Linked DNA regions of Homo sapiens: regions 1, 3 and 4 are each linked to region 2. A link is a contact called in ENCODE Hi-C or POLR2A ChIA-PET data. All regions are on one chromosome and are shown on one strand. Each heading gives the region's core, a stretch centred on a gene start or an enhancer-like site at or near the end of the contact. The rest is flanking DNA. Distances are from core to core; before and after follow the strand shown.

The links. Hi-C counts contacts between places; a loop is a spot of excess contacts on that map. ChIA-PET counts read pairs that join two places held with the same protein, here RNA polymerase II (POLR2A). Pooled maps may share reads with other maps.
Region 1: a loop to region 2 is called in a map of vagina, with 6 times the contacts of the local background. The contact joins two enhancer-like sites. A Hi-C loop is called at or near these places in 1 of 168 maps with a recorded cell type or tissue (vagina) and 6 of 50 pooled maps. POLR2A ChIA-PET finds 5 or more read pairs at or near these places in 2 of 52 experiments (activated CD8-positive, alpha-beta memory T cell and activated T-cell).
Region 3: a pooled map shows a loop between it and region 2 (3-fold over the local background). The contact joins two enhancer-like sites. A Hi-C loop is called at or near these places in 6 of 50 pooled maps. POLR2A ChIA-PET finds 5 or more read pairs at or near these places in 2 of 52 experiments (BJ and GM10248).
Region 4: a map of CD8-positive, alpha-beta T cell shows a loop between it and region 2 (1.8-fold over the local background). The contact joins two enhancer-like sites. A Hi-C loop is called at or near these places in 1 of 168 maps with a recorded cell type or tissue (CD8-positive, alpha-beta T cell), 3 of 37 single-sample maps with no recorded cell type and 8 of 50 pooled maps. POLR2A ChIA-PET finds 5 or more read pairs at or near these places in 2 of 52 experiments (activated CD8-positive, alpha-beta memory T cell and activated T-cell).

What each region holds. Positions count from the first base shown.
Region 1 is chr12:92,054,765-92,057,673 of GRCh38, forward strand. All of the region lies in intron 1 of LINC01619 (long intergenic non-protein coding RNA 1619), which reads right to left. Among named protein-coding and RNA genes, the nearest start is that of LINC01619, 87 kb to the right of the region's middle. Within about 2 kb of position 1,292, at least 3 of the 41 ENCODE cell types and tissues checked have a DNase peak (open chromatin) inside an H3K27ac peak, as active enhancers do.
Region 2 is chr12:92,592,671-92,595,370 of GRCh38, forward strand. All of the region lies in intron 1 of LOC105369905 (a long non-coding RNA gene), which reads left to right. Among named protein-coding and RNA genes, the nearest start is that of PLEKHG7, 110 kb to the right of the region's middle. RefSeq lists enhancers at 590-1,789, 1,029-1,128. Within about 2 kb of position 1,286, at least 14 of the 41 ENCODE cell types and tissues checked have a DNase peak (open chromatin) inside an H3K27ac peak, as active enhancers do; they include CD8-positive, alpha-beta T cell, where a contact is called at or near this core.
Region 3 is chr12:92,076,886-92,079,738 of GRCh38, forward strand. All of the region lies in intron 1 of LINC01619 (long intergenic non-protein coding RNA 1619), which reads right to left. Among named protein-coding and RNA genes, the nearest start is that of LINC01619, 65 kb to the right of the region's middle. RefSeq lists enhancers at 800-1,999, 1,348-1,642. Within about 2 kb of position 1,371, at least 9 of the 41 ENCODE cell types and tissues checked have a DNase peak (open chromatin) inside an H3K27ac peak, as active enhancers do.
Region 4 is chr12:92,033,716-92,036,483 of GRCh38, forward strand. All of the region lies in intron 1 of LINC01619 (long intergenic non-protein coding RNA 1619), which reads right to left. Among named protein-coding and RNA genes, the nearest start is that of LINC01619, 110 kb to the right of the region's middle. RefSeq lists enhancers at 1,258-1,552, 1,276-1,585. Within about 2 kb of position 1,301, at least 27 of the 41 ENCODE cell types and tissues checked have a DNase peak (open chromatin) inside an H3K27ac peak, as active enhancers do; they include CD8-positive, alpha-beta T cell, where a contact is called at or near this core.

The DNA.
Region 1 (2,909 bases), core at 42-2,541, 540 kb before region 2:
TGTAGTCAGTCCTAGCTATTCATGAGGCAGAGATGGGAGGATAGCTTGTGACCAGGAGTTAAAGGTTATAGGGAGCTGTGACTGTGCCACTGCACTGGGTGACAGAGCAAGACCATTTATCTAAAAAGTAAATACATGAATTTTCTTTTTTGACTAAATTAGCTCTTAATTGGTTTCTGTTACTTATAGCCAAAGAACTCTGACTGATAGATGTCTTTATTTTCTATCTTTCTACATTAAACGTGTTTTGTCTTTATATTCAAAATAAATAAGGAAATGAAAAATTAAAGATCCAGTCCTAAAATAGTAAAATATATGGTCAGAAATGCATGTGACTATAAGAAACCTGGATTAGATGTGTAGCTTAATCTCTACTAATCCATGACTGTTTCTGGTAAGTCACCCCACTCTGTGTTGTCATTCCATACTAACAGCAGATCAATGGCATTACCTTCATATACAGACAGGAAATATTTTGATCTGTGTTTCTAATAAGTTTGTGGCCAACAAGACCCTATCAAAGCAAGGCGTGGCTTATACTGGAAAATAAATGCATTCATTTGGTCAAGTGATCCATTTGTTGAATGCTTTCTTCACTCCATTCAGTGGGTATACAAAAATAAATGGTACCCAGTTTCTGTTCCTGAGAAATTCCTCACCATATTTTGAAGCAAATGCACAGCAGATAAATTGCAAAAAGATGTGGTAAGTGCTATTACAGAGATATGAACATAAAGCAGAAAGGAAAGAACCGTCAGTTTAAAGATTCTAAATACAAGAAAGAAAATAACAAAAGCCTCAGCATTAACTGTTTTAACTAAAAAGTATGTTATAGCCAACAGTGAATATATGCTTATTTGCAAAAAGGAAGATCAAGCTGATGAGAAAGCATGCGAAGTTTGCTATTATCCTTTCAGTGGCAAAAGCATATTAAAGGCTATGATTTTCATTTCTTTTAAAAAGTGCATCTAATAAGTTAAAGATAAAACTTTAATTTTTAGTATTAAATCCCTTTAAAACATTGTAATGACCTTGCCATCAACCTATTTTAATAAAAGAAATTCACCATCAGCATCCCCTCCTACTCAACTTATTTAGTATTTATTTATTTCCAAAATCCAATCCCCATTTTCTCAGTACCCAGAGTACTGAAGTAATGAAGTCCCACTGAAGGACCCACCTAGATTCTGTCTCTTCACCAAGTGTAGGGTAAAATGGGTGGAGTTCTCCTAAACGTATCTTTACATCATTCTACGCCTATTATGGGTTTCTTTCTCACAAGACATGATCTGATACCTGCCTACACCAGAATATTGACAGAGGCGGTGACTCACTCTGCCACCACTTCCAGGTAACATGTTTACATTTAGACTGAAGCCTTCTACAGAAAATATCTTAACTGAAAGAAAGAATAATGACCCTGTTCGTGGAAGTTTTGAATATGATAGACCAAAAACAAAATAAAACATCAAAAAATCTAGACCCAGAGAGTCTAACTCAGTAATTCTGATGAGAGGTCTTAGAAAAATAAATCCATCTGTATAAAAATTTTTAATATTCTCCTTTCTTAGAAGATACTAATATTGGGAAAGAAGTTTGGATATTTAAGGAATGATTAAATAAATAAACATTTCATCTTACCCCGAAATAGCCAAATAAGCTCCAAGCAAAAATCTAGCCCAGGAACATACACACAGAGATGCTTCCGGGACAGGCCACATGTGAAGCTGTTTATGTCTTATGACCTCTACTTTCCCTGTCTCTGCCCTTCCAGGGTCAACTCCAATCCTCACAGGAGCAATTTAGAAATAATGACAGAGGATGAACTTTTTTTTTTCTGAACTAGTTTTTTTTGTTGTTGTTTATTTCTTAAAAAAAAAAGGGATACATGTGCAGAACTTGCAAGTTTGTTACACAGGTATACATGTGCCATAGTGGTTTGCTGCACCTATTGACCCGTCCTCTAAGTTCCCGCCCCTCATCCTTCATCCCTCAACAGACCCTGGTGTGTGTTGTTCCTTTCTCTGTGTCCATGTGTTCTCATCATTCAGCTCCCACTTATGAGTGAGAACATGCAGTATTTGGTTTTCTGTTCCTGTGTTGGTTTGCTGAGGTTGACGGCTTCCAGCTTCATCCATGTCCTGCAAAGAACATGATCTCATTCCTTTTTATGGCTGCATAGTATTCCATGGTGTACATGAACCACATTTTCTTTATCCAGTCTGTCATTGATGGGCATTTTGGTGGGTTCCATGTCTTTGCTATTTTAAATAGTGCTGCAATAAACATATGTGTGCATGTGTCTTTACAGTAGAATGATTTATATTCTTTTGGGTATAAACCCAGTAATGGGATTGCTGGGTCAAATGGTATTTCTGGTTCTAGATCCTTGAGAAATCGCCATACTGTCTTCCACAATGGTTGAATTAATTTACATTCCCACAAACAGTGTAAAGTGTTCCTATTTCTCCACAGCCTTGCCAACATCTATTGTTTCCTGACTTCTTAAAAATCACCATTCTAACTTGCAATCAGATGGTGTCTCATTGTGGTTTTGATTTGGATTTCAAAATGATCAGTGATGTCGAGCTTTTTCTCATATGTTTGTTGGCCGTGTAAATGTCTTCTTATGAGAAGTGTCTGTTAATATCCTTTGCCCACTTTTACATGGGGTGGCTGGCCATATTACCTGAAGTAATTTATAGATTCAATGCTATTCTCATCAAACTACCACTGACATTCTTCACAGAATTAGAAAAAAACTATTTTAAATTTCATATGGAATTAGAGAAGATCCCACATAGCCAAGACAATCCTAAGCAAAAAAACAAAGCTGGAGGCATCATGCTACCTTACTTCAAACTATACTACAAGGCTACAGTAACCAAAACAGCATGGTACTGGTACCA
Region 2 (2,700 bases), core at 36-2,535:
GGTCCGTAGATGGCTGTCTTCTTGCTGTGTCCTCAGCAGGTGGAAAAAGAGCTAGCTAGCTTTCTGGGGTCCCTTTTATAAGAACACCAATTCCATTCATAGGGGCTCCACTCTTATGACCTAAATACCTCTCAGAGGCCCTACCTCCCAATATCATCACATTGGGGGTTAGGATTTCAACATGTGAATATTCAGTCCATAGCACCTGCAGAAGGATCTACCTTTAACAGTTCTCTGTTGTCAAATGAATATGGTGTGAGCTACTTACAGGCACATAAGGTACTTTCTAACCTGGCCCCAGCCCTGGTAAGAAACAGACTGGCATAGGTAGTTTGAAGAGAGATTAATAGAAGGACTACAAAGATGTAGGTGGACTCTAGAGAAACTACGAGGGATAGTAATGTGGAAAGATGGGAGGAGGTGCCTGCCCCCCGACCGCAGGCCTAAAGTGGTGGAAAGGAGGAAAGAGAGAGGCTGTGTGGAGAGGGCCCTTGCTGAGACCTTCAGGGAAGGAATGCAGCCAGCTCAAGGCCACCCTGACCCCTCTCCTCTCACCCTTACCTGCGCCCTATTTACTGAATCCAACACAGAGGGAAGATATTGAGGTGGCCCACACAAGCAGCTTTCCATGACACAGAATTGAATAGAGAAGGGTAGTGGACCTGGAGAAACCAACGGAAGATATTCAAACCAATCTCTTTCCAAATTTCTCATTCATTCATTCATTCACTGATACTTTTATTTCTTCATTCAACAACTTCGATTGAGTGCTGTGTCAGGAACTGACTAGGATACTAGAGATACACCAGGAACAAGACAGTTGGTGTCCTGACCCTGATGTCTCATGCTACCTTCCAGAGAAGCAGGTAAAAAACATGGTGAGAGGTAAAATAATTACAGGTCACAATACATTCCTAGTGATAGATGCTGTGATGGGGAATAACAGGGGACTTGCATCAGGGAAAGTGGCCATGGATGATCTTCCTGAGGAGGTAAGACCTGAGGATAGAGAAGGGATTGGCCATGAAAATAGGTTGGGAAGAATATTCTACAAATAAGAAGCAGAATGTGCAGCAGCCCTGAAGTAGAACTCTGCTGTGGTGATCCAGGCACAAAAAGGAACAAGTGTGGCCAGGGTTGGGAAGTAAGAGATGGGCTCGGGACGGTGGGCAGGGACCGCCCCCTGCCAGGCTCCACCAGCTACAGTAAGGAGCTTGGGCAATGACACGTCCTTGAACCAGGGCATTTTGTAAACATCCTTCTGAACTGCTCACCCTGCCAAATATTGTGGCTTTCATGTGTCATGCCTCTGTGCCTTTGCGCATGTAGTGCCCCTGCCTAGAAACTCACCCCCTCTCTTCTACCAGACAGTTACTCATCCTGTGTGACCCAGTTTATATGTCATTTCCTGTGCGAAGCCTTTCTTGGTCTCCTCAGTCTGTCTCAGTCACTTCCTCTTCTGTGCTCCCTTAGCACTTTGTACATGTCTCCCTGCTTTGTCACTATTTGTTTACTGATCATCCCTCTCTCAGGACAGTGAACTCTTTGAAGGCAAAAGCTATTTTACGCTTCTTTGCATCCCTACCCTACTCCACCTCACACCCCCAAGCCCTTGAAGAACTGATACCATGTTCATCTTTGCATCCTCACCCTACTCTTCCCCCAACCCCTAGTTCACCTGGCCCAGGGTGTGCCACGTTAGTAACATCCAAGAATGCATGCTGCATGAATAAAGTTGCAGAAAATAGACCTCCCACTAATTCTGACCTTCAATAGCAATAATACCTGCCCAGAAGAGGCTACCAGTGAATTGTGATGTTTTAAAGCTTCCTGAGCATATAAGACAGCTGCTGGAATCCACTTAAGCAATTAGAAGTTAGATGTTCAACTAGAGTTTACAGGATGCCTTTAATCTATAAAGGATAATAATAGGTAACATTTATTAAATGCTTACTGTATACCAGTCTATTCTAGCAGCTGCACTAGAATGTATTCATTTAATCTTCAGAACAAAACTCTGAGCTGTTTACTCATACTAACCTACTTTACAGATGAGGAAACTGAGGTACAGTGGGGTTAACTGATTCAATGAGGACCACACAGCCAGTAACAGGCAGGACAGGGATTGAGACCCAGGTAGTCCAGCTCCAGAACCCAAACTCTTTTTGCGTGTGTGGATAATTTTTTTTTCTTTTGTTTTTTTGTTTGTTTGTTGTTGTTCCTGTTTTGTTTTGTTTTTGTTTTTTTGAGATGGAGTTTCACTCTTTTTGCTCAGGCTGGAGTGCAGTGGCACAATCTCGGCTCACTGCAACCTCCGCCTCCCGGGTTCAAGCAATTCTCCTCCTCAGCCTCCTGAGTAGCTGGGACTACAGGTGGACACCACCATGCCTAGCTAAGTTTTTGTATTTTTAGTAGAGACAGGGTTTCACCATATTGGCCAGGATGGTCTCTATCTCCTGACCTCGTGATCTGCCTGCCTCGGCCTCCCAAAATGCTGGGATTACAGGCGTGAGCCACCACGCCCAGCCACTTTTTTTTTTAATTTATTTTTTAACTTTTAGTTTCAGGGTTACATGTGCAGGTTTGCTCTATAAATACACTGCATGTCAAGGGAGTTTGGTGTACATATTATTTCATCACCCAGGTAATTACCATACTACCCAATAGGTAGTTTTTTGATTCTCACCCTCCTACCCTCCA
Region 3 (2,853 bases), core at 121-2,620, 520 kb before region 2:
TCAAATACATCACTTCACAGTTTCCTCAAAATAACTTTGGGAGGTAGGGACTATTATTATCTTCATTTTACAGATAAGGAAATGGAGACACAGAATGCTAACCAACTTGCTCAAGGCCTCACACACAGACATTTAGTCACACCTCTGATAAGTCAGGAGCCAGGATTTGAGCCCCAATAATGGATCCAGAAGACTAACAATCTCCAGAAACGGAACCCATTCTGTACTCTGACAACACCGGACACTGATGTGAAAGATTAAATCTATGCTGGTAAGAAGAACTACAAGAGCTTTGATTCAACATTTTATGCAGGCCTAGATAATTATTTGTTGTAGGGAGACTGTTCTGTGTGCTATCACATGGTTAATGGTGTCTCTCTGGTCTCTACTCACTAGATGTCTCATATCCCAAGTTGTGACAATCATAGGTGTCTTCAGACATTACCAATGTCTTCTTGGGGGAAGGAGACAGAGGAGCAAAATCACTCCCAGTTGAGAATCAGTGACTTAATGTACTACAATAAAACTCATTATTCCACAGTGTAGCACTTTTTTCAAAGCCCAGTGAAATTATGGTATCATTTCTCAAAGTTATTTACAGAAGTTCCTCAAATACTTTTATTCAGCATTTCCATGGGGACTTGTTTGCAGCTACCCCTAAAGATGAGATTGTTCTAGAAGTGGGTAGAGACTGAGAGGGGAGGTAAAATAGCAAAAATGACAAAAGAAGACATGAGGTGTTTAATCACCCTCTTTTTCTTAGGTCAGGGCTATGCTGCCTAGGGCCCTTGTGTTTCCCTAGATTTGAAACATCAACAGACTGCAGGGCCCTCTGGGCATATCACAGCTTCTGCCATGGCTCCTAGAAGCCTTTGAAGCTGACAAAAAAAGGATGGAAGCCACTCTCATCTGCACATGCTATTTTTGCATATGATGCTCCCTCTGCCTGGAACACTTCACTTCCACCTTCCCTTCATCACTTTCAGTGGTAACCCCCAGGCCTATTTCCTTGGTAAACGTTACCTTCAGAAATAATCATGTTTGTTCATTGACTTATCTGCTGAATGTCTGACTTCTTCACCACTCCCCAGTTATCGCTAGAACGGAAGCTCAATGGAGCAGTGACCCATAACTCTATTTCTAATTCCTAGAGAAAAACATGACTGATGCATAATATATGTTCAATAAATATGTGTTGAATTAATTCACTAATCCTAGACCCTACCTTATACTATTTAAGCTTTTTACATGTCTCTCTCTGAACCACAGACAAACCATTCATGAAATGATCTTTATGGGGAAGGCATGACAAGAGTCAAAAGGAAGAGTCTTAAGAGATGAGTCGCTGAACATCATACTATTGTAAGCCTGAAGGGGTGGTTTGGTTTAGGCAGCCCAGTAACCCTGGAAAAGACTTGCAGACAAACTGTTGTCTGTGTACCAAGATCTTCCTATCCTAGTGTGGGAACATTAGTCTCTATGTGACTCAGCAACTTTTTGCTCCTACTGTGCACTCCACCCTTGTTATTCCTTCTTGTGAAGATATCTTGGGACTTTGCCCAACTGACTCCGTGCTCACACTTCATTGTTTTGTCCTCTCTTCTTTCTCATTCAGGAGCTCTCTTGGGAATAGAAGATTTCATGTGGGATGAAGAGAAACACAAATGTAATAGAAAAACAAAACTGGGAAAGGAAAAAAATGTTTTTGAGTGAAACTATGAAGTGACTATAGGTTGATTCATCAGTAGAAACATATGGAAACACTTATCTCAAAATTCAGTAGTTATGAAACTTGAAACCCGCTTCAATATTTTATTCAGAGTTATGTATTTGACCTTCAGGAATTCCATGTTAAGTTTCTGCTCAAAGACCAAGGAAACATCTAATTGATTGATCAAAAGGTTCATAATTAGATCCATTTTTTTCCTGAATCCATATTGGAGAAACAAGAAATAGATGACCTAAAAAAAATCCTTGAGTGGATGTCTCACCAGCCAGGAAAATTCCAAATAAAGTTTGCTTTGTGTCCAAGGGCTGAAATGAGGTGACTGTAATAGAAGTGATAGCAGGGAGCAGGTTGCTATTCTGACCTTGGTCTGCTCAGACTGCTGTAAGCATGGCCATCATTATACAGAAGGTCCAGTCACATCACGTGGGCAGAAACTAGACATTAACTTCAAGTTTTCTTTCCAGTTTTTATTTCTAATATGCCATTCTTCTCCTGGTATAATGACATAATAGCACATGAATGGACTTTACTTGGCAAACCAATGATTCCAAAAATTATTTTCAAAAGTTACACAGTAACCATAACCACAGTGTTCCATCACCAGGACAATATAACTTCAAGTCTCTTTGGCAACTCCATGAGGGGAGGGGGAGGATGAAGGAGTAATCACCTTGTTCTGCAGTTTCCTAGTCAGGCACCTAATATTCTCATTCTACTCAGTCTGTCTGTCTCTCATTCTCTCTCTCTCTCTCTCTCTCTGTCTCCTCTCTCCTCTTCCTCTCTGATCAAATGAGTTACTCTTGCCTCCTCTAAGGTCTTTAGATTCTGTTGCGATCAGAAAACAGGCTTTGGAATCTCTGCTTCAGTACCTTCATCTGAATATTAAAAAAAGGAGCAAAGTACCAACTGTCAGCCTATGTTTATAAAGCAAACTATCTGAGAAAATAATAGAAGTTTATTGACATAGACAAAACAGGCTACATATAGTGGCTCTGATATATTAAATATTTTTATAGTGTACTCATATTTAAACATAGTCAACCAAAAGCCAAAGGTCTTATTAATTAAGCAAAAATCAGAAAGCATATTATTAAATTTTAGTGTGACAAACACCATAACACAGG
Region 4 (2,768 bases), core at 51-2,550, 560 kb before region 2:
ATGTTCTAACATACTTGCCAAAGCTGATTACAGCATTTTTGTTTAATTAAAACAAACTTACATGACATATTTCTTTTCATAAAGGTAGTTTTTGTTTAATTGTAGAAAAGTTAGAAGATACAAATAAGGGAAAACAAGGAGAAGAAGGGAGAGAGGGAGACATGAATGAAGAAAGAGAAGAAGAAAGGAGGGAGGGAGGAAGGGAAAGAGAAAAGAAGACTTGCAGAGAAAACTTATCATCCCCAGAGAAGCCATCATTAGCATCTAAATGTTCAGCTTTTCAAAGCCCCCACCCCTTTTTTTTAACTATATATGGTGGGGTTATTTTTACAAAAATGTGATCATAGTCTTTTTTTTATTTTTATTTATTTATTTTTTTTGAGGCACGGGGCTGGCTCTGTTTCTCAGACTGGAGTGCAGTGGCTTCCTGCAGCCTTGAACTTCTGGGCTCAAGCAATCCTCCCACTTCAGCCTCCAGAGTATGTGGGACTACAGGTGCATGCTGCCACCACACCTAGTTCTTTTTTTTTAGTAGAGACAGAGTCTGCCCAGGCTGTTATCAAACTCCTGGGCTCAAGTGATCCTCTCGCCTTGGCCAACCAAAGTGCTGGGATTACAGGTATGAACCATTGCACCTGGCTGAATCATACTTTTATAACTTGCTTGTTCCACTACTCCATATATCTAAATTATTAAATATTATTTCTACTAAATTCTTAATACTAGGAGTTCTTAACCTTTGAGTGATAGACAGGTTCCTGTTTAAATCTCTTTATATTACATGAAAATGTTGAGCATATGGAGATTTTTCTAGGGAGATGGTTCACAGCTTTTATTGAGCTCCCCAAGGGTGCCCACAATCAAAAATTTTTAAGGCCACTGTTTTACACCCTCATTTTAAATGGTAAAAATAGATATATCTGGAAGAGATATAAACAGACACATATCATGATTTTTTTAACCAAATTCTTGTTACACATTTAATTCCATCCCACTTTTGAACTATTATAAACAATATGCAGTGAACTTAGCTTTTAAAACTTTAACTACATAACTATTTCCCGTGATACTGGCAGAAATGACATTGCTGGGAATTTTTTCAGTGTGAAGTAACACAGATTGACAAATTGTCACAGCACTTAACAAGTGACTTTTTACACCATAGAACCCACCTTGTTCAGATACTACAGCTAGAACTGTATCATGAGAGAGCCACCCTCCTGCACATACTGCAGGAAGGAGCAACATTTCCTGCATTTGTTTGGTTTTGTTACCGACTTGCCGCCCTGCCTGCCACTTTGAGGCACAGTTGCAGCGCCTCTGTTTACATTTTTGGAGGACACGTGGACAAGCCCAGGCAAAGCCGAACAGCACACGGTACATCAATCACACAAGGAACATCTGCTGATTCCCTTGGGGGAAACAGAATGATTCCGAGAGTTGGGGCACTGCCAACGGGAAATTCACACAGATGAAAGCAACAGAATTCATGCTTGCAGTTTCAAGGGGGTGGAGGAAGGAGGAGAAAGAGAGTGGGTAAGCAGCAAGGTGAAATACAGGGTTCCCCCCCGAGTCTCACTTGTTACATATGAAAAGGTTTAAATCAGTGTTTTAAAATATCGGAACTGGAAGTTGTGAAAGCAAAACTATTCTTTGGTTTCAGATGTATTTTCATCTAGAGACCTTATTAAGGAATTTGCTAGAATAGTTTTAGTGACCCAAAAATAAATATTGATTGGTTCTGTATGTATTTATAAAAGTATACCTGGTCTGGGGGATCTGAGGCTACTGGATCATAAGAGAGTACAATGAAACCAGAGTGTGCTAACCTGCACATCTTGAAGGACTAACATCTTCCAGGTTTGCTGTTGTTTACGTGCTGCCTGTGAAAAGCAGAGTTTTGAGTGTTTTCAGCACCAAAGTCCCCTCAAAGCAAAAGAACAAAACCATCAAGATGTTATTGGTAATTCATAATCTGAAGCTGAGCATATAAGAATTTGTCTTTTTTAATTGTGGATACATTGAATTTGGGCTCCCAAATGGTGTTCTTATGATTTCAGTTTTTCTCTCAGAGAAAATACTGTACCAACAAGCCCTGTCAGAAGTCACCTCCAAATGCATGGAATACCAGGAATGACCCCTCCCTTCCTTCAGATCTGATATTTCCTTGGCAAGCACTTTTTCTCAGACTATCTTGCCATCGAATTTCTATACCGCCTCAAGATGACACTTTGTCTAGCAAAAAGTGATGCAAAGCTCTTTTGCAAAAGCCCCTCAAATTAATACACCTTACATATTTTCACTAATAAAACTTTCCTTGGAAGCCCCATATGTGTAATTATGCTTTCACAGATGTAAACAACTAAAACACAAGAAGATTAAATGATCTCTCTGAGATGACCTAGCAAATCATCCACCAAATGCATGATGTCTGACAACTTATGACATACAAATGCTTACACTGACAACTCGCCCTCATCCTTGTTTCTGTGCAGAAAAATAAGGGAAATCGTTTACTGGCCCAGAAGACCTCACGATGGCAAATTCAATCAGATCCTCATTAACCAGATCAAAATGAGGCCTGACAGAGTCTTCATTAGATCTACAAAATCCTGTTCGTTTTAGCTCTGAGTCTCCTGACTTGTCCGTGTCATCATAAATTGGTTGTTTTGAAGTCAGAGAGGACAAAGTGCTTGCAGATGATGGTCACCCTGCCTGACCTATAAGGACAAGGTTCTGTTAGAAAAAATGAAACAGTGCAGCAGTGG